2 separate regions of the Homo sapiens genome follow, and region 2 is linked to region 1. The links are chromatin loops, found by intact Hi-C in ENCODE. Cell type or tissue: gastrocnemius medialis. All regions are shown on one strand. Each heading gives the region's core, and the rest is flanking DNA. Links, peaks and the distances in the headings are about the cores only. Region 1 overlaps KCNH1 (potassium voltage-gated channel subfamily H member 1). Region 2 overlaps KCNH1 (potassium voltage-gated channel subfamily H member 1).

Region 1 (10,199 bases), core at 4,724-9,723:
CATTTATGCCATTTAATTTGCATCGTTTCCATTTTCAGAAGAAGAAACGGGCCCAGGACTTAAGTACCTTCCTGACTATTAAGTAGTGCAGACAAGATCCATACCCATGCTTGTCTCCTTTTGATCCCAGGGACTGTCTATGCTATACAATTTCAAAAATGGAAGTTTTTCTCCTGACCTAATGGCAGCTGCACATGCAGCTTGACTGGTTTCACTGGCAGTGGAGATGACTTTCATAAATCGTCCTTGCTGTCTAGGTAGTCTCCTTTCTGAGTAGTATCAATTCAAAGAGGGGCTGTCCAGGAGAAGGGGGCAGTTTTTGATGCCAACAAGCTGACCACTATCATGGGCTATAGCATCTTCTGTCTAAACAAACTGAGTCATATAATCCAGAAATCCCTGGTGGAGTCCTCCAAGTAAAAAATCAAGTCTGCATCTCAGTAACTTTTCTAAATTGAAGACTACAGGATTGAGATCTGGATGTTAAAAAATTTTCATCAAATTGGCCTTGCTGCAAAATGTTGCAATCCCTGTCTTTTGACACATGGTAAACAGTCAGAGGTGGTCATCAAGCACCAAAAAAAAATTTCATCAAATTGGCCTTACTGCAAAATGTTGCAATCCCTGTCTTTTGACACATGGTAAACAGTCAGAGGTGGTCGTCAAGCACCAAAAAAAAAAATTTCATCAAATTGGCCTTACTGAAAAATGTTGCAATCCCTGTCTTTTGATGCATAGTAAACAGTCAGAGGTGGTCATCAAGCACCAAAAAAAAAAAAAAAAAATCATCAAATTGGCCTTACTGCAAAATGTTGCAATCCCTGTCTTTTGACACATGGTAAACAGTCAGAGGTGGTCATCAAGCACTAGCCTACGGCAAAAAGGAGTCTGAGGGGCTGACAAGCCAGAAGACACAGAACAGGTGCTCAGCCCCTTTCTAATCAGCACATCTTTCTTTCTGCCCACTATTTGGCAACAAGGGGTTGTGGCTGCTCTTTCTGCAGCATTCAGCTCCCAGGTCCCTGCACCAGTGCCCTGTTCATTGCTGTCAGTGACTAGGGTGGCAACACAGACTGGTGGAAAGACAATGAGATTGGGGGTCAGAGATCTGGGTTTGCATTCTGCCTTCACCATTCACAAGAAGGTTGACCGAAGGCAAGAGAATTGACCTCCCTGAGCCTTAGTTTCCTCACCTATAAACTAAGATAATAACACCTGTGACATAAAAGTGTTGGGAGAGGTGAATAAAGAATGTGTATAATGTGCTCTGCACACAGTATATGTTCAATCATTCATCATTATTAATACTGTTATTACTTACCTATCATTGTAAGTGATGCAAATCCTAACCATTATTCACTGGTCAAGTAAACTCTCTCCTCTTTTATGCCACATTCATGGCCATATTACACAAAAGATCACCATCTTCCTAGAAATCTGAAAGCTTATTCCATGAACACTTAGTGCTTTCCAGCTGCACGTGGTTTTCCTACTTGCATTTGTGTAGATTGTAAGTTAACTGTGGAGAAAATACCATATTTTCTCTCTCTTCCTCCATTCATTCTATATTTATTGAGCCCACTGTGGACCATGGATTGGCTCACACAGCCCCTGACCTAAGCTGCTTGAAGTCTGGTTGTGAAGACATCAGTACACAGATGCACTATGATAAATCTCAGAAAAACCTTAGGTGCCTGGCCCACGGCTCTTCCCAAATAAATGGGGTATATACTGCCTGACCCCTCCTTGACCTCCTCACTGGGGAGACACCCTGCACATGTGCCCATAACAAGCTGTCCTTTCCTTAGTGGAGACTCATCTCATTGACTCATCTGGCTCCCCTACCAGACTCCAATAAATATAGAAGGTCCTTTCCTTCTTTTTTAAAAATATAATTTTAATTCAAATGTCAATTATAATGTGGAGATGTTGCTAACATCCAATCCTTTGTTTCTAGTAATATTTTGCTTCTATGTCTGTTGTCTCCTTTGAAACATGTAACTAACCTGCACAATGTGCACATGTACCCTAAAACTTAAAGTATAATAAAAAAAAAAAATCTGAACTTGCCACATCAGATATATATTTCTTTTATACTAAAAATAAAGTTATTTTCAAAGCAAAAAAAAAAAAAAAGAAGGAAAGGGATTTTTCAAATATTGTGGGTACCTATAAGATCAGAGACAATGACCCTTATCGGTTGGCATTCCATCATTAAAGCTTCTGAACATCTAAAACTTGTTGTAAATTCCTCTGCCCAGTGCAGTAATCCAGCTATGAACAAGGATGATGTCCTCCCACAATACACACAAGATATTTTGTCACCATAATTATAGTTCAAAATAATAGGGATATCTTCCACCCCTCTCCTGCAATCTCTCCACTGCCCTCTTTCCCTTCCTGATTCTTTACTCTGCATCCCCCGACCAAACACACATCACAAAGAACATTTTCTCCTGCCAAATCCCAAAATAATCAACAAGGAAAGCAACAAGACAAAGGGAATGACTTTGTCAGATGAAACTGAAGTCAAAACCCAGTCCAGCCACCTCTCAAACTGTGACCTTAAATAGGTTATTTCATGTCTCTGAACTCAGTTTTCTTATCTGCAAAACAGGGATAAGAAAGCCTATTTACAAGAGTTATTGGGTTGTGAAAACTTCCCAGTATGACCTGGCATGTCTTGGGCACTCAGGGCATGACTATTTGTAGTCTTTTCTCCCTTTCACCAAGGGGATCACTCCTGCTGCTCCTGGTACCATGTCCTGTCCCGTGAAGATCCTGCCAGTCAAGCCTGAACAGTGAAGCCTGGGAGGACTTCCCAACCACACAAAATGACTTCCTACTTTAGGGCTTCCCTTAACTTGCTCTGCAGTCAGGCCAACTTTTTTTTTCTAAAAAGCTTTGTATCTAAGGAACGTCATATCCAGATATACTTATATTTAATGACCTATACTTTAAACACTGTAATGTACCTGATATTTTATGCAAGTTCAATTCTCTTAAAGTAGAGCATACTCAAAGGACTAACAAATAGCTGAGAAACATCATTGTTTGTTGAGTCCTATTAATGTGCTGTAAGAGAGGAAACACAGGGGCAGGGAGAGAGTTATCATTGTTTAAACACTCTGCATGGAAGCACTAGGCTAGGTACTTTTGTACTTCACATCACTTTGTTTTTGCATCCCCAAATGGTACCTCCATTTTCAGTTAAGGAACCTGCCAAAGGTCAAAGCATTAATCATGGGCAGAGGTGGGCCTGAAAGCCAGAACTGACTGGTTCCAAAATGTAGGCTCTTTCCCACATTACAGCAGCCTAGGAACAAAAGAGAAGAGAAAGAGCAAGATGACCCACAGGTCCCACCCTCAGGAAGCTTAGAGCTTTACCAGAGCTGGACCAAATAGCAGGCAAAAAAGATAGCCATGACGTCACAAGAATGTTCACAGAGCAGTATAAAGTGAATCCAAGTGAATAAACCCAAAATAGGGTCCATCAGCCTAAGGGCATGAAGTGACAGAGGGTTATGAACAGGATGGGAGTAACCAGAGTTTTCTGGAGGAGGGGAGAAAGTGATGTGGAAGACAGAAAGTAGTCTAAGGTTGTGTCCAAAATGGGGGCACCCAACTGAAACGCATAGTAGTAGGCAGAACTTTTTTAAAAAACCAGGTTATAGAGAAAAAATCAAGCTGATTGCTGGCTAGAAAAGAACTCTAACGATAAATTGGAAATGAAAGGCTTTTTCTCCTAAAAAATTCTGAACACTGCCCCATTCCCAAAATAAAAATAAACCAAAAATGAAATTAAACAGCATTCTCATGCTCCCGAGAAGGGAGTAGCAATTATTATTTTCTTTTTTTTTTCTAATTACAGAAAAGAAAAAGTTAACTGGGAAGAGCAAGAAACAAACACTGTTATTAACAACAATAAAATCATGACATCTGAAAGTTAAATTTTCAAATTTTTCCAAAAAGTTGTTATACATCATTATCTCATTTAGTTTTCACTTCGGCCAAGTGAGATTGTCAGGAGAGCCTCTTACCTCTAATCCACAAAAATAGAGGATACAGCCCAAACCACAGAGCATATCTAAGATTTGAATCAAAGTCTCTCAACTAGAAATATAAGGACACAGCTCCAACAAGCTCTTCCTGCTGTGGAGGACTAATGTTTCCTAGTATCAACTGACGGAATAAGACTATGGGGAGAAGAAGGAAAGTTGAGGCTGACACTACTGGTCATCCCCCCATATCAGTTTTCCTTGCATATATTACCGTATTTCTACTCAGGCACATGACCACTCAGAATAAATACTATATTTCTATATTTCCAAGCTTCCCTTCCCAGTGTGGCTAGGTTACCAAGTTCCAGCCAATGTGATGTGAACAAAAGTGATAGACAACTTCCTAGTCTTATTCTCAAAAGTAAGGAGTATGACCAGCTTTCCCCTTCCTTTTCTTTCTACTTTCTGGAATAAGAACACATGGCTGGAAAAAAAAGCCATATGGGATCCCAATATGAAAGTCATGTGTTGAATACAGCAGAGAAACCTGGGTCTCTGACAACTGCAGAGTAGCCAGGCCAACCCCAAACTTTTAGAAAATTTTGTTGATGCCACTTTTGGTCTCTGTCCAACAGCAGAACCCATATCCTACTTTTTAAAAAGTGTGGCCAATAGCACTGAAGCACCAAAGACGCCTTCCAAAATGTCAGGGTCTTCTCAATTGCTCTGATTCAGACTAAGAAGTCAGTAAACATTTACTAAGAGCCCACTATGTGTTGGAAGTCTCCTAAGAATATCTTTACAGCCTCCTGGCAATTGTGACCCACATTGTTTTAGAAAAATCAGTATGTTGGTACAGAATGCAAAAAGGGATACTCAGCAAAGGTGAAATGCAAAGAAACAAGAAATCTTTAAATAAGGTCATGAAGGAGGCGGGGAAAAGCCCATATTTGAATGCAAGTGACAATACAAGCTGAAGTGAGGCCACAAAAGATACTGCTGGGCTGCAAGTGGGTAAGGTAATGGAGTCAAGTGTTCAGCAGTGAACGTAAGTACTGTCTCTTCCTCCCAGGCAAGAAGGCAATAGAAGGAAACACTAGTGTGTGCCCAGTTGCTATGTGGGAGTTTCCAGGCCTGAGGAAGAGGTTACCTAAAGCATTAATCAGGATGGTATCTGGCCCAGCAGAAGAACTAGAAGGAGAGAGGAGAACTGGACCAAGGAAATGCTCACAAGAGTCCCTTTAGCTGACGCTCAGCTAGAGTTTTAAGGACCTAAAGTGGGAGGAGGACTGGGAAGAAAGAAATGAATTCAAAGAGACAGGTGCTGTGAAGTGCTGAGGTAGGAGACCAAATATTAGGCTTGGGGGTGGAGAGTGTCTGGAGTAGGAGTACATTGTCTAGACCCCCTACCATTAGCAGAGAGAAAGGAAATAGATGTGGCTGACTTACAATGACAGGATGACAGCAATGACATTATGAGAAGAGAATCAGAAAAGTGCAAAGCCCATATTTAGAAAATGGAAACTGTCTCTTTGCCATCAAATTACCCCCAGAGAGCTCCCCCAAACAGGGTCAGGTCCCTAACCGGAGACCTCCCAGATAAAAGGACTCTTCCCCTGACAATTCTTCTTCCTTTGAGGGATTCCTCAAAAGCCAGGGAAAGGCTCAGCCACAGTGAAGAGTCCATTTCTAGGCCTTTGTTGCTGGTTGCTAGGCTGACAGGGTCTGTCTCTGTCCTTCCTATCCACCTCCATCACCCAGACTGTCAACTCCTTAAGAGCACCAACTACGGTGTTAGTCACCAAATCCTCAGCACTTAGCCTGGCATCTGTTGGGGCATGAGGGGACACTCAGTATGTGCCTGTTGAATGGGGGACATCCTCTCCTAGATGTCACACAGAGGGCTGGCATGGCCTTGTGTTTCTCTTGGCATTACCAATGCATAGGAGAGATTACATGGGAGAAAATGAGTCCACACACCATACCTTATAGTCAGCCCCTGCCGGAGACTACCACAGATCTACACAGGGAAGGCAGGGAAACCAGGGCAGAAGCTGGCTTGCCCCTGATCCAGGCCAAGACCCCAGAATGGAAATTAGACATAAAACCAGGCACTTGGAGACATTGTAGGTCACCTAAATCCGCAGCTAATCACAAAAACTCATTTTAGTCAACTGTTTTCACCCCTTCTTAAAGCAATTTCTTATCAGAACTGAAAACAGGTATGCTAGCTTGAAAATATTTAGTTTTCCTGCTGCACATCATCCTCTGGGGATTTAGCCAAGTTGTAATGAGATGTTCAGAGCAGACAGGGGAGGTCACAGAAAGCTCGGATAATCTATATTATGGCTAATATACTGCAACAGGATAGCCAAGAAACACTATTACTAAGGCATATAAAATTCAATGCAAAGAGGAAAAAATCATAACATACCCAGCACTCCAAAAACCCACTGGCTTTTTGTCTCTTTTTACCCCTTAAGGAGTGCTAGGCCTGACTACCAGAGTGACCTGGTAGTCAGGGAGGGAGACAACACCGAGCCTTTGGTGTAAGTGCAGGCTGTGGTCAATGCTCCCCATTACTGTTGATCCCAAATCTGATGTCAGTCTAATCCCATGAGCTGTACAGGAAGGAGGTCAGTGTATACATGTGTATACACGGGCAAAAAAGGGTAAAAGAGAACTCGGTAAATCTAGTAAGACATCAGCAGTTGTCCTGAACAAACATTGTTTGGAGTATAAGTTTACAAGGATAATTACCAACGCATTACGCCAAGTGCAGTAACTTTCTTGTTAGCACAATTTGGCAGATGTGTATCACATGGAAAGTGGAACAGCTGAAACGGTGACAGGTTGCTGAAAAATGACTTGTTTCCTAAGCACCCAGTCCCCTGAGTCTGCACCATAATCTTGTTCTTAAAATGACTACAACAACAAACAAGCAAAGAAAAAGTTTCCACTGCAGAAACTGCTGGCTTGCTGAAGTTTATGAAGTGAATTTTCAGTGCCTAAGTGTGGAGAGACTGTTGGGGTCTGTGTTGTTAGACCACGCTACCACAGGAGAGAGATCTGGATCTGAATCCTATCTCTCCTGTCTACCAGTCCCAGGTTCTTGGGAAAGTGAGTTAACTTCTGTGAGCCTCCATTTCCTTATGAAATGGAGATAATAATCTCTAACATATACCATTGTCATGAGCAGAAAAAATTGTGTGTAGAGTATTTGGCACAGTGTCTGGCAAATAATAAGTGCTCAAGGAAATGGTGTTAAGTGGACTTGCTTAACTAAACATTGTCCTTGGCTACATAATGCAGAAGTGACTACCCGTGTATTTTACATTTTTAAAAAAAGAAATGGGCTGGGCGCAGTGGCTCACGCATGTAATCCTTGCACTTTGGGAGGCTGAGGCAGGTGGATCACCTGAGGTCAGGAGTTCAAGACCAGCCTGGCCAACATGGTGAAACCCCATCTCCACTAAAAATACAAAAATTAGCCAGGTGTCATGGTGCGTGCCTATAAGCCCAGCTACTTGGGAGGCTAAGGCAGGAGAATCACTTGAACCCAAGAAGCAGAGGTTGCAGTGAGCCTATCATACCACTGCACTGCAGCCTGGGCAACAGAGTGAGACTGTGTCTCAAAAAGAGAGAGAGAAAGAGAAGAGAGAAGAGAGAAATAAAGAGACAGAGAAAGAAAGGGACAGAGAGAGAGAGAGAGAGAGAGAGAAAGAAAGAAAGAAAGAAAGAAAGAAAGAAAGAAAGAAAGAAAGAAAGAAAAGAAAAGAAAGAGAAACACAGAGAGAGAGAGAGAAAGAAAGGGAGACAGAGACACAGAGAGAGAGAAAGAGAGAGAGAGAGAGATCACCTGACTCTCAGAAGGTGGGAAGAGAAAAGAGGCGGTAAATAATTGAGGTTTTCCCTGGAGATTATATCCAAGAAATTGTGCTTTCCATAGACGACTCATTTTGGGGAAAACAAAAAAACAAACAAACAAAAAAACCCCCAACTACTTACCCTTATTATATGCCACCATAACTATTTTCTTTTCTTCTAGGTAAGAAGTTGCAGGGAAATCTCATATTTGAAAGCCTTTTGCGAGTCCATAAAATGGGACCCATTTTCTAAATGATCACTCTTAGCAAATTTTCTGTAATGGATACAATGAGGTATTTCGACTGACAAAGTGGCTCATCTCCCCCTCCCTCTAAGAGAAGGAAATCAAATCATGTCCTGAGCACAGTGCATCTGGTTGTTTATCGGGTGCCCCAAGGCTCACAAAAATGCTGTAAGTAAGCACTGCCTAGGAAATACGTGCAGTTAAGGCTGAAACAGTTCTAGAAGAGAAAAGATCTTAAATCCTTTTCTGTGACATGAGAAAGCACCTCAAATTCTAATTAAGATGAAGCAATTAGCCACCCACAGATCCTTAACACTGCTTCCCATGGCCAGGCAATTATCTCTATTAAAACACATTTTAAAGTAAGGAACAAACCCAAAGCTCCATAGGCACACACTTCCCACAAATCAATTACCCCCTTAGACACATTCCTTAAATACTCTCAGGAAAACTCTGCCTGCAGAGAGGGCTTTTATGAAAGGACTCCATCAGACATGATGAGACTGTTGCAAAAAAGGAGGTACCAAGCAGCAAATGTGACAATTTGAGGTAACAAAATCCACTCACAAAGCGGGATGCTGAATCTCTGGTCAGTTGGACAAAGCAAGGCAAGCTGAAGCCTCAGGTTTCCCTGGTCAGTATAACAATTTGTCAACTCCACCCTACATCAAGCAAAACAGTTTCTACCTACTGAAACAAGAACGCAAGAGTCTTCATGTGTGCTCAGACCTGTCTAAACTGAAATTTCACCAGAGGACCGTCTTCTCACATCTGAATTTGTCATTGAAGTGCCCACAGCATGCACTTGGCAGTTTCACAATGAGTCCAATCCACTCAAACTTGTTTGCTTTTTCCATCCCAGTTAGGTCCCTTCCTACATAAGACTCCCTTTAATGAAGGGAATTCATTGTTGTCTACAGCCAAAAAAAGTTGCTTCTACACTCAGCAATAGAACAGCTATACAACAGTCAGTGGGTAAATCAATCAAATCTAAGTATCTTCCTCAAGAACTAAGGTTGTTTTTCAGTCCAATAAAGTTACTCCAATAACCTATTACTTCTCAGCTGAACAAGGGCCTTTCTTCCCTCTGTGTCTGTGGATTTGTTTTTGAGTTGGAAAATTTCCCATCAAGCAAGACATCAAAAATGTTTATCTAGACCAGCACCGTCCAAATGATTAAATTTAAATTTTTCCTAGGAGCTACTTTTAAAAGGAAAATGAAACAGATTAAATTAATTCTAAGAGAATATTTTACTTAACCGATACATCAGAAATATTACCATTTCAATATATAATCAATATAAAATACAATTAATGAGATGTTTTGCATTCATTTTTCATACATTCTTTTTCTCATACTACATTAGACTATATGCCAAGCTACAGCTATGTTCAAATTGACATGTAGGACATGTAGCATGACGGCTATAGTTAATAATACTGTAATGCCTACAGGAAATTTGCTGAGAGAGCAGATTTCAAGTGCTTTCACCAAAAAAAAGGTAATGATGTAAAGGAATGGATATGTTAATTTGCTTTGCTGTCATAATCATTTCACTATATCAAAATCTCATTTCATACTTTAAATATATACAATTTTTATTAAAAAGAAAAAAATTGACATGAAAAGACTTCCATAATTCACTGTTCTATGAGTAGTTTACTAAAGTGCGTATGCAGCAAGATCTCATTTTAAGTTTATAAAAATCTATATGTATTCAGATATGCAAAGAAAATAGTCTGTAAGAGAAGACACCAACAGTATTAGTAGTTATCTCTGAAAAGCAGAATTATGGATAGTCTTTACTTTCTACTTTGCACTCTTTTGTATTTTCTAAATTTTTTTGCAGTAAGCATATACTGCTTTAATTATCAGGGTAACTGTAAGCCTAGTCTTAAAAAAACTCTTCCTTGTTTTAAGTTATTATTCTCCTGATCCTGCTGGCACTGTAGCCATTTCCCTGTTTCCAGCTAACAGAAGAGATGGCCAACCCCACCCCAGCACTGTCATACTTACAGCCAATCATCATGATGGCCACTGCAAAGATCTTCTCAATGTCTGTGGATGGGGCGATGTTCCCAAAGCC
Region 2 (10,199 bases), core at 1,709-6,708, 210 kb after region 1:
CCTGGGTTCAAGCAATTCTCCTGCTTCAGCCTCCTTACTAGCTGGAGTTACAGGTGTATGCCACCATGCCCAACTAATTTTTATATTTTTAGTAGAGACGGGATTTCACCATGTTGGCCAGGCTGGTCTCAAACTCCTGACCTCAGCTGATCCACCTGCCTCAGCCTCCCAAAATGCTGGGATTACAGGTGTTAGCCACCATGCCTGGCCTGATTCAATAGATTTTATTCTCATTTTTACAGTCTTAATAATTTCTTAATGCACATCTATATATATTATAGACAATTTGAACAAAAAGTCTTAGACCATAATTGAATAACACAAAAAATATCATTCTCAGAACTCAAAAAAAGTGACTCAAAATAAGCAATACAAAAATATTAATGAGTACTAGAAAAAGAGGGGTTTTTTGGTAAGTTGGCTTTACATTTGTCTACTGTGTTATTTCAAGGAAGTCAAGTTGTCTCTGTTTGCAGACGACATGATTTTATGTTTAGAAAACACCATCATCTCAGCCCAAAAACTTCTTGAATTGATTAGCAACTTAAGCAAAGTCTCAGGATACAAAATCTATGTGCAAAAATCACAAGCATTCCTTTACACCAACAATAGGCAAGCAGAAAGCCAAATCATGAACGAACTCCCATTCACAATCACTGCAAACTGAATAAAATACCTAGGAATACAGCTAACAAGGGATGTGAAGGACCTCTTCAAGGAGAACAAACTACTGCTCAGGGAAATAAGAGAGGACACAAACAAATGGAAAAAAATTCCATCCTCATGGATAACAAGAATCAATATCATGAAAATGGCCATACTGCCCAAAGTAATTTATAGATTCAATGCTATTCTCATCAAACTACCATTGACATTATTCACAGAATTAGAAAACACTATTTTAAATTTCATGTAGAATCAAAGAAGACCCTATATAGCCAAGACAATCCTAAGCAAAAAGAACAAAACTGGAGGCATCACACTACCTGACTTCAAACTACACTACGAGGCTATAATAACCAAAACAGCATGGTACTGGTACCAAAACAGACATATAGACCAATGGAGCAGAACAGAGACCTCAGAAATAAAACCACACATCTACAACCATCTGCTCTTCAACAAACCTGAAAAAAACAAGCAATGAGGAAAGGATCTCCTATTCAGTAAATGGTGCTGGGAAAACTGGCTAGCCATATGCAGAAAACTGAAACCAGACCCCTTCCTTACACCTTATACAAAAATTAACTCAAGATGTAACTCAAGACTTAAATGTAAAACCCAAAACCATAAAAACCCTAGAAGAAAACCTAGGCAATACCATTCAGGACATGGGCATGGGCAAAGACTTCATGACAAAAACGCCAAAAGCAATTGCAACAAAAGCCAAAATTGACAAATGGGATCTGATTAAACTAAAGAGCTTCTGCACAGCAAAAGAAACTATCATCAGAGTGAATAGATAGCCTACAGAATGGGAGAAAATTTTTGCAATCTAGTCATTTGACAAAGGTCTAATATCCAGAATTTACAAGGAAATTAAACATATTTACAAGAGAAAAACAAACAACCCCGGCCAGGCGTGGTAGCTCACGCCTGTAATCCCAGCACTTTGGGAGACCCAGGTGGGCGGATCACGAGGTCAGGAGATCGAGACCATCCTGGCTAACACGGTGAAACCCCGTCTCTACTAAAAAAATACAAAAAAATTAGCTGGACACGGTGGCGGGCACTTGCAGTCCCAGCTACTCGGGAGGCAGAGGCAGGAGAATGGCGTGAACCTGGGAGGCGGGGCTTGCAGTGAGCCAAGATCATGCCACTGCACTCCAGCCTGGGCGACAGTGAGACTCCGTCTCAAAAAAAAAAACCATCGAAAAGTGGACAAAGGATATGAACAGACACTTCTCAAAATAAGACATTTATGTAGCCAACAAACATATGAAAAAAACTCAACATCACCGATCATCAGAGAAATGCAAATCAAAACCACAATGAGACACTATCTCATACCAGTCAGAATGGTGGTTACTAAATAGTCAAGAAAAAATAGATGCTGGCCAGGCTGTGGAGAAATAGGAACGCTTTTACACTGTTGTTGGGAATGTAAACTAGTTCAACCATTGTGGAAGACAGTGTGGCGATTCCTCAAGGATCTAGAACCAGAAATACTATTTGACCCAGCAATTCCATTACTGGGTATATGCCCAAAGGAATATAAGCCATTCTACTATAAAGACACATGCACATGCATGTTTATTGCAGCACTATTTACAATAGCAAAGATGTGGAACCAACCCAAATGCCCATCAATGATAGACTGGATAAAGAAAATGTGGTACATATACACCATGGAATACTATCCAGCCATAAAAAGGAATGAGATCATGTCCTTTGCAGGGACATGGATGAAGCTGGAAGCTATCATCCTCAGAAAACTAACCTGGGGACAGAAGACCAAACACTGCATGTTCTCACTCATAAGTGGGAGTTGAACAATGAGAACACATGGACACAGAGAGGGGAACAACACACACCAGGTCCTGTTGGGGGTGGGGGTAGAAGGGAGAGAGCTTACAGAATGGGTCGATAGGTGCAGCAAACCACCATGACACATGTATATGTATGTAACAAACCTGCACGTTCTGCATATGTATCCTTTTTTTTTTAGAAGAAATAAAGAAAAAAACAGAAACATTAAAAACAAAAAAGACTTGGACAGGGTATAGCACCAGAGTGAATGGGAGGAATCTCAGAACAGCTTTGTTTAATACAACAAATATTTGAGTATCTACTCTGTCCCAGGCATGGCAGGAGTGTAGGGGACACACTTGTCCATTTTTAAGCTATGCCCAGTTTCCCTATATGGCTTTATCTGCCCCACTCTACATATCACAAAACTCCATGTCCTACCCCCTCCACCCAGGCCCCAGTCACAGAAAACTAGGCCTGGAGTGGACCGCTGGCCAAACAACCAATAGTCAGGGCTGGGCCAATAAGATTCTCTCCCCAGAACAAAACTCAGACACTAAAGCTGAGAGATCTGTAGAGTTGAGCAGGTATCTTTGACCACCTTGTTTCTAAGGTGAGTAAATGGAGAAAACTGGTCTTGAGAGAGAAACAGGGAGCTCAGATACACAGGGGAGCATCTATGAGGCCATTTGAAGGGAGAACTGGACAGAAAGACAGGCAGATGGGCAGATATGGATAGGTGGAGGCAGAGACAGCAGAGACAGACAGCAAAGAGACATGGACAGTGGCAGAGACAGCAAAAACAGAGACAGTGATGAAGACAGATGGAAGACGGTGACAGACGGTGACACAGACTAAAGGTAGACAGTGACAGAGACAGGCAGGAAGACAGACAGATGGAGAAAGGAGAGGAGAGAGCGAGGGAATGAAGGGACATAGGGCATGGGGCAAAGGCCAGGCCCACAGAGTACAAAAGCATGAGCCGAGAGCAAGAGACCAATAATAGCAAGACTGAGAGAGTGAGCCGCGGGAGTGAAAGACCAGGAGAGGAGAGGACATGAGAGACTGAGGGGAGAGAATGAGACCAAAGGCCAGAGGGAGATACAAAAAGAGAAGAAGAAAACCAGGAAACCCGGAAATATGGTGTTACTAGGGACACGTGAGAGGTAGGGATTGGGAAGCTGGAGGGGAGGAGACATTTTAAATGAAGAGAAGATGAGGAAAGTGGCCACTCAATGAAGTCAGGCTGGAGCACTGTCCCGGAGTGTTCCAGCCAGGTGGGAAAGCATAAAGGAGAATTTCATCTGACAGGAGAGTGACTAGAATTTAGGAGCTCTTTTTCATTTAAAAAGTATCAGCTATCATTTCAAAATAGCAAATGCAGTATACACACTTATTTCCTCATTCTTGAATGATGAAAAAAGATGGAAATGGAACATGAAAGTATTTTATCGAGCTTGTAGGTAACCAACTCACTGAACTGAAAAGCAAGGGCAGGCACATACTGCCTGCTTCAGACAGAACACAGGTGTTTTTGTGTGTTGAAAGGAGTACCTAAGTGCACATCCCCTCACCAAATTCACCCCCATGACTGAATGGTCTGCACAAAATGTTAAGAAACCACTTTTGGCTCATGCCTATAATCCCAGCACTTTGGGAGGCCGAGGCGGGCAGATCACAAGATCAGGAGATTAAGACCATCCTGGCCAACACAGTGAAACCCCGTCTCTACTAAAATATGAAAAATTAGCTGGGCGTGGTGGCGGGTGCCTGTAGTCCCAGCTGCTCAGAAGGCTAAGCCAGGGAAATCGCAAGCCGAGATCGCGCCACTGCACTCCAGCCTGGCGACAGAGCAAGACTCGGTCAAAAGAAAGAAAGAAAGAGAGAGAGAGAGAGACCACTTTATCCAAAGAACAAGTAATTGGCTCTCTCAGCCAGGGTCTTGGCAGCAAAATATGACATACTCAATGGGTAATTTGAGGAATGTTTAATAAAGGAACTATTTACAAAGGTGTGGGAGAGGTATAGGCAGTAGTGTGTTAGCAAGCTAACTCTGGGAAGAAAAGAGTCCCGATTTATAACACTGGCCAATTTCTAAGGTGTAAATACCTTGCACCTTGGTATAAGCAGTTTTCAAGCTTCCAAAGTGAAGTTCCTGAACCAAGAATAAGGAACAGATGCACATAATCAGATCTTAAGAGGTAGAACCAGCCAATTGCAGCCTGCTCCAGCACACCACTTAGGAAAACCCCAAGACATTGTGCAGTACCCCAGGGTTAGTAACAGCTGGAAGCTTTAAGTCTCTAACCCTACCCAAACCCAAAGAGAGCAAGCTAGAGACATAACCTTTAATCAGGGGAAAACAGCTAGGCTAAGATGACCTCGCAGGAAAGAACAACAAGAATAAGGACTACAACCTCTCTCTTGCTTCCCATTTCGTGTGGTGTACCCCACAAGCTGAAGGCAGCCAAAAGCCAGAAAGCAAGGGAGCCTACAGGTGTACTCTATACAGGTCAGCCTCCCAGCCTCCAACAAGAGACAGGCTGGTAAGGAAGAGTGTGGTTCTAGGGAGGCAAACAGAAACTATTCAGTACCTTGGCCCACACAGAGGCTTAAAGCACAGCCTTAATGATGATGGCATAGAAGTCTAATATATGCAGTCCCCATAATGCTGAGAGGAAAAGAAAGCAAATAAAATAAAAACTTAAATATCAATTTAATGGAAATAAATATAGTCTTATCACTCAAATTAACTCCATTTTCTTTACATGGCCCTGAAGTTCTAGCCTAAAACACATTTTCCAACTTCACTCTTAATACAAATCAAAGTTAAGCCATAGATAATTATCAGTAAAATTTGCCAATACGGTATCAACTTTCAAATGCTGACTCCAGCACTCTGAGAATGCCAGTGGAGGATGTCTACATCGTTGCTTTAAGGGAAGAAAAAGGAGATGGAAGGCCGTTTCTCTTCTTTATAGAAGCACCTGATGTGATTGCAGAACATTTAAAAGGCTATGGGAAATGATGGTTTTTAGTCACTCTCAATTAATAATTACATTAATAATTATAGGATTGACTCAGTTAATTTCAGAACATCAGTTTCATGCAACATAGGACTGATCAAAAGAGTTGTCATTTTACTTTACATAATGAACAATCAGTATGAGTAAGCAAATTGACTATTGGCATAACTCTGTAATACCTAATCAGGAGAATTTTAAGTAGTTTTGTCATTAACAGGAGTGTTTCACTGTTAGAGCAGAAACTGTGAGAATCAAGGGAGATGCTGAAGTTGGCCAGACTGTGATCTGTTCAGCAAGACCACACTTGCAGCAGGGCGCAGTGGCTCACGCCTGTAATCCCAGCACTTTGGGTAGCTGAGGCAGGTGGATCACTTGAGCCCAGGAGTTCAAGACCCCTCTGGACAACATGGCAAAACCCCATCACTACAAAAAAATACAAAAATTAGCTGTGTATGGGGCCGGTGGTAGCTCACGCCTGTAATCCCAGCACTTTGGGAGGCCTGAGGCGGGCGGATCACAAGATCAGGAGATCAAGACCATCCTGGCTAACACAGTGAAGCCCTATCTCTACTAAAAATACAAAAAATTAGCCGGGCATGGTGGCGGGCTCCTGTAGTCCCAGCTACTCGGGAGGCTGAGGCAGGAGAATGGCCTGAACCCGGGAGGCGAAGCTTGCAGTGAGCCGAGATTGCGCCACTGCATTCCAGCCTGGGTGACAGAGCGAGACTCTGTCTCCAAAAAAAAAAAAAAATTAGCTGGGTGTGGTGGCACATGCCTGTAGTCCCAGCTACTCGGGAGGCTGAGGTGGGAGGATGGAAGGATTACTTGAGCCTGGGAGGCAGAAGCTGCAGTGAGCTGACATCGCACCACTCCAATCCAGCCTGGGTGACAGAGTGAGATCCTATAATATCTCAAAAAAAAAAAAAAAAAAAGACTGCACTTGCCTAGAGAACAGCCAGAGCATCAGGCAAATTCCAGTATCTAGGATGTGCTAAAAACTCACACCAATGGATGAGCAACCCAAGACAGCATGCCAAAGAAGACAGAGCAATGGGATATCCCAGAGGAATGTGGTTTGTTTAAAGAAACCTCAACTGCATCAGAACAAAATGTCACACATTCTGCAATCTTCTTTTAATTCACTTACGGGATCTGGTTATCCCACACCCAACCTCACAAAAAAAAATAGCTATAAAATCTAAGAATAATTTTGGGTGAGGTGTTTATAAAGGAAAAATATGTAGTAAGTGTTGAATCAGTATAACATCCCTTAAATCTTTGGAGAGGTTTACAAAGCATGTTGGCCTCCGTCATAGATTCCTCTGTTAGACCCAGCATCACAAAAGCTGTACTCATTTTGGTATTCCTACTTGTTAGCACAGTATTGGGCACATAGGAAGTCCATCGTGCTTATAAAACTGAACCGTAAGCTAGCCTTTGCTTTTTGTTTTAATTTTCCATTGAGTTTTGATTCCTCCACTAAATCTGTGCCTTTCCTTCAGTCATTTTGTTTTCATTTCAGTGAAACAAATATAAATCATTCACTTCCTAGTTCCTTCTCCCTTCCAGCTCTAATTCTTGCATAATCTCTGTCCCCAGGGTTTACTGCTTCTCAAATTAAGAAAATGAATATCCTAAACACACACACACCAAAAAAAAAAAAAAAAAAAATCCCACCACACTTGCATGTACCCTTTGCACATAATTCAAACTGTACAAGTCTTTCGCATCATTTACAATCGTGTGTGAGGGAGCTCCTCAGAGAGAATACTTCAACCCACAGTGGATACTGATGCCTCCCAAAGGGCAAGAGCAAGTTTTGTTTTCATTTAATTTTGGTCATGTGCTCCTATTAACATAACTCTCAATGACCCTGTTTTATTAGGTACTAGATTGTTTGGGCAACATCACTACTAAAGACAAAAGAAGAAAATACCAAATGCTGGCAAGGATGTGCTGCAGTGATAGAAACGCTCACACACGGCTGGTGGGAGTGTATATTAATATAAAACCTTTGGAAAACTGTTTGACAGCATCTACCACAGTTAAACATGTGCATCCTAGGTATACACCCAAGAGAAATGTGTGCCCACATGCTCCAAAAGACATACTAAAAATGTTTGTAGCAGCATTAATAGCACAAAACTGGAAACAATCCATCAGTGGCAGATCGGACACAATGTGTGGTACAGTCATACTATAAAGCACGATGCAGCAGTGAAAATGCATCAACAGGCCAGGCGTGGTGGCTCGTGCCTGTAATCTCAACACTTTGGAAGGCCAAGGCGGGCGGATCACAAGGTCAGGAGTTCAAGACCAGCCTGACCAACATGGTGAAACCCTGTATCTACTAAAAATACAAAAATTAGCCAGGCATGGTGGTGCACACCTGTAATCCCAGCTACTCAGGAGGCTGAGGCAGGAGAATTGCTTGAACCCGGGAGGCGGAGGTTGCAGTGAGCCGAGATCGCGCCACTGCACTCCAGCGACAAAGTGAGATTCTGTCTCAAAAAAAAAAAAAAAAAAGAAAGAGGTAAAGAAAATGAAGCAGTACATGCAACAACATAGAGGAATTGCCACCCGACAAAAGAATATATGCTATATGATCTCATGCATATAAAGCTCCAAAACAGATAAAAATAAACAGTAGTATTTATTAACTATAGTGGGTTTTTTTAGGAATGCAAAACAAACTGGTAAAATTATGAGGAAAAGCAAGAAAGTGATCACCATAAAATCAGGAGATGTCACCCTTTAGGAGGAGAGTGAGGGACTTAGGATCAGGAAGGCTTTGGGGGCTTCTAGAGGTCTGGCAAGACTCTATTTCTTGACACAGGTGGCGATGGCATACAGTATCACTTTATAGAAATATGTTAAGCTGTACAAAATTGTTTTGTGTGCTTTTCTATTTGTCGTACTGAACAATTAAAAAGGTTAAAAGGGGAGAAGAATACAATGCAAAACTTATCAAAAGTTTTTTAAAGGTTTGCAGCTGGAAAAAACAATGGGCTAAGTCAGTTTTGTTCCACGGAGCAGACTGCAAATAAGTGGTAGCTATAAGAAGACAGATTTTGGTAAGACCAAATGACAGCAACAAAGGGAGGAGGAAGAGGCAGAGAGAAGAGAAGAAGAGAAAAACAAGGAAAGGCGGCAAAAGAAACACAATTATACTTGCTTACAAATAGAATATTCCTCACGAGAAAGTGAGGGTCCCATCACTGAAGCTAGTCAAACACAGGCTGGAGAACCATCAGGAGGGAGGTTCTGGAGAGGATTCAGTGGAACAGTGGAAAATGAATTGTATAGCATGTCCCCCCAGAACTAAGATTCTGTGATTCTATTTCTCTTTCTCAACAGTTACAGGTGTGGCCACTTAGAGAAACAGAAAAAATAAAAAACAAGAAAAGTATGGTCCAAATATCCTAAGTGTATAAAGCAGATACTCTAGTAGATTTTAAAATGTTTGTTTACAAGCCATTAACTAATCAAAAATAAAGGGAAGGGAAGAATTGAAGAGCTTCAAGGTAATGCTCAAGGAACCACTCCCAAATGAGGTCCAACCATATATGCAGAGCTGGCATCGGAAACAATGAAGCCAAGGATTCAGTTGACCCACAGTGTTCCTCAAACACATCTATTCTTTTAAGATAGATTACTAAAATAAATGGGTTGCATAAAAGTCATGGAATTTGGAAGCTTTATTTCCTTAACATTAAATGACAAGGCTTCAGCTTCTCAATCCCCCATCTAACATCAGCCAACAGATTTAACTTTTTGACACTTTCAGAGAAAGATAGCTGAGCCTTGGCTGAAGATTGTCTTAGAATATTTTACAAGAAAAAACAAGCTCTGCTGAGCTGGTAATAATCCAGATTATCATCCATTCCCCCTTGTAGAGGCACAATGGATTTTAACCAGTTTTCTGTTTTATAAATATTACCATGGCTCAAAACACCCATGAGGAGACACAACATTACTCGTGGTTCTCATCCTGTTTGCTAACTAATTATATCAACAACCTGAACCAACTTAACACTATACAAAAACACAGCTGATTTAGCAATCTGTAAATTATACATGTACATAAATCTGTACCAAAATGTGCTGTGTTTCACTCCTGCTAATGTGCATGGATTTTTACTGGCACCTACAATTGTTTGATATAGGTTCCCGAACACTAAAACATATGTTCTGCCCAGAATGGGACCATTTAGAGTAATATTTTTGTAGTTTCCTGGCACCAAGGTCTGCCAGCCTTTCTAAGACAGATCTCCTATTTGCTTCAGCAAACATTCTGACAACAAGTGCCTGCAGATTTAAGCAACTATCAAAAAATATTCTGTAACAACAGTTTCCAACCATGAATATAAAGAGAAACAGGCTGGTTTTGCCTATGTGGCAACAAAGCCAGTAGGATTTAAAATGATCACTGACATGACCATAAGCAAAATCAAATAAAATATGGAGTATTAATTATTTCTGCTGCCTACTTACGGCAATTTAAAGAACAGATAATTATCAAATCTTTCCTTAAATGGGATTCAAAATGTACCAAAGAAAGTTAAAAGTCGGTTTTAGTACCAGCAAGACCAGTAAACACCTTAGAAATGTTTTTTAAATACAGTGACAGGCCTAAACAGTCGCAGCCGGTCAACACTGTAAAATAGGGGCAAGAACCTTGGACCAAGATTCACTAGAATGTAA

The links. Hi-C counts contacts between places; a loop is a spot of excess contacts. Peaks named below come from ENCODE experiments on the same cell type or tissue, not always from the same donor. Only the 100,000 strongest peaks of a DNase experiment are listed, where the experiment ranks them.
Region 2: it touches region 1 in a loop (4-fold over the local background); 1 of 110 quality-filtered maps calls a loop at or near these places.

The regions. Positions count from the first base shown.
Region 1 is chr1:210,909,511-210,919,709 of GRCh38, forward strand. KCNH1 (potassium voltage-gated channel subfamily H member 1) reads right to left here. Exons shown (of 11, transcript NM_172362.3): 7 at 10,130-10,199. Among named protein-coding and RNA genes, the nearest start is that of KCNH1-IT1, 220 kb to the right of the region's middle. In gastrocnemius medialis, for the core only: no CTCF peak of the experiment used is centred there; a DNase peak (open chromatin) is centred at 6,851.
Region 2 is chr1:211,120,280-211,130,478 of GRCh38, forward strand. The region is part of intron 1 of KCNH1 (potassium voltage-gated channel subfamily H member 1); the gene reads right to left. Among named protein-coding and RNA genes, the nearest start is that of KCNH1-IT1, 8.0 kb to the right of the region's middle. In gastrocnemius medialis, for the core only: no CTCF peak of the experiment used is centred there; no DNase peak of the experiment used is centred there.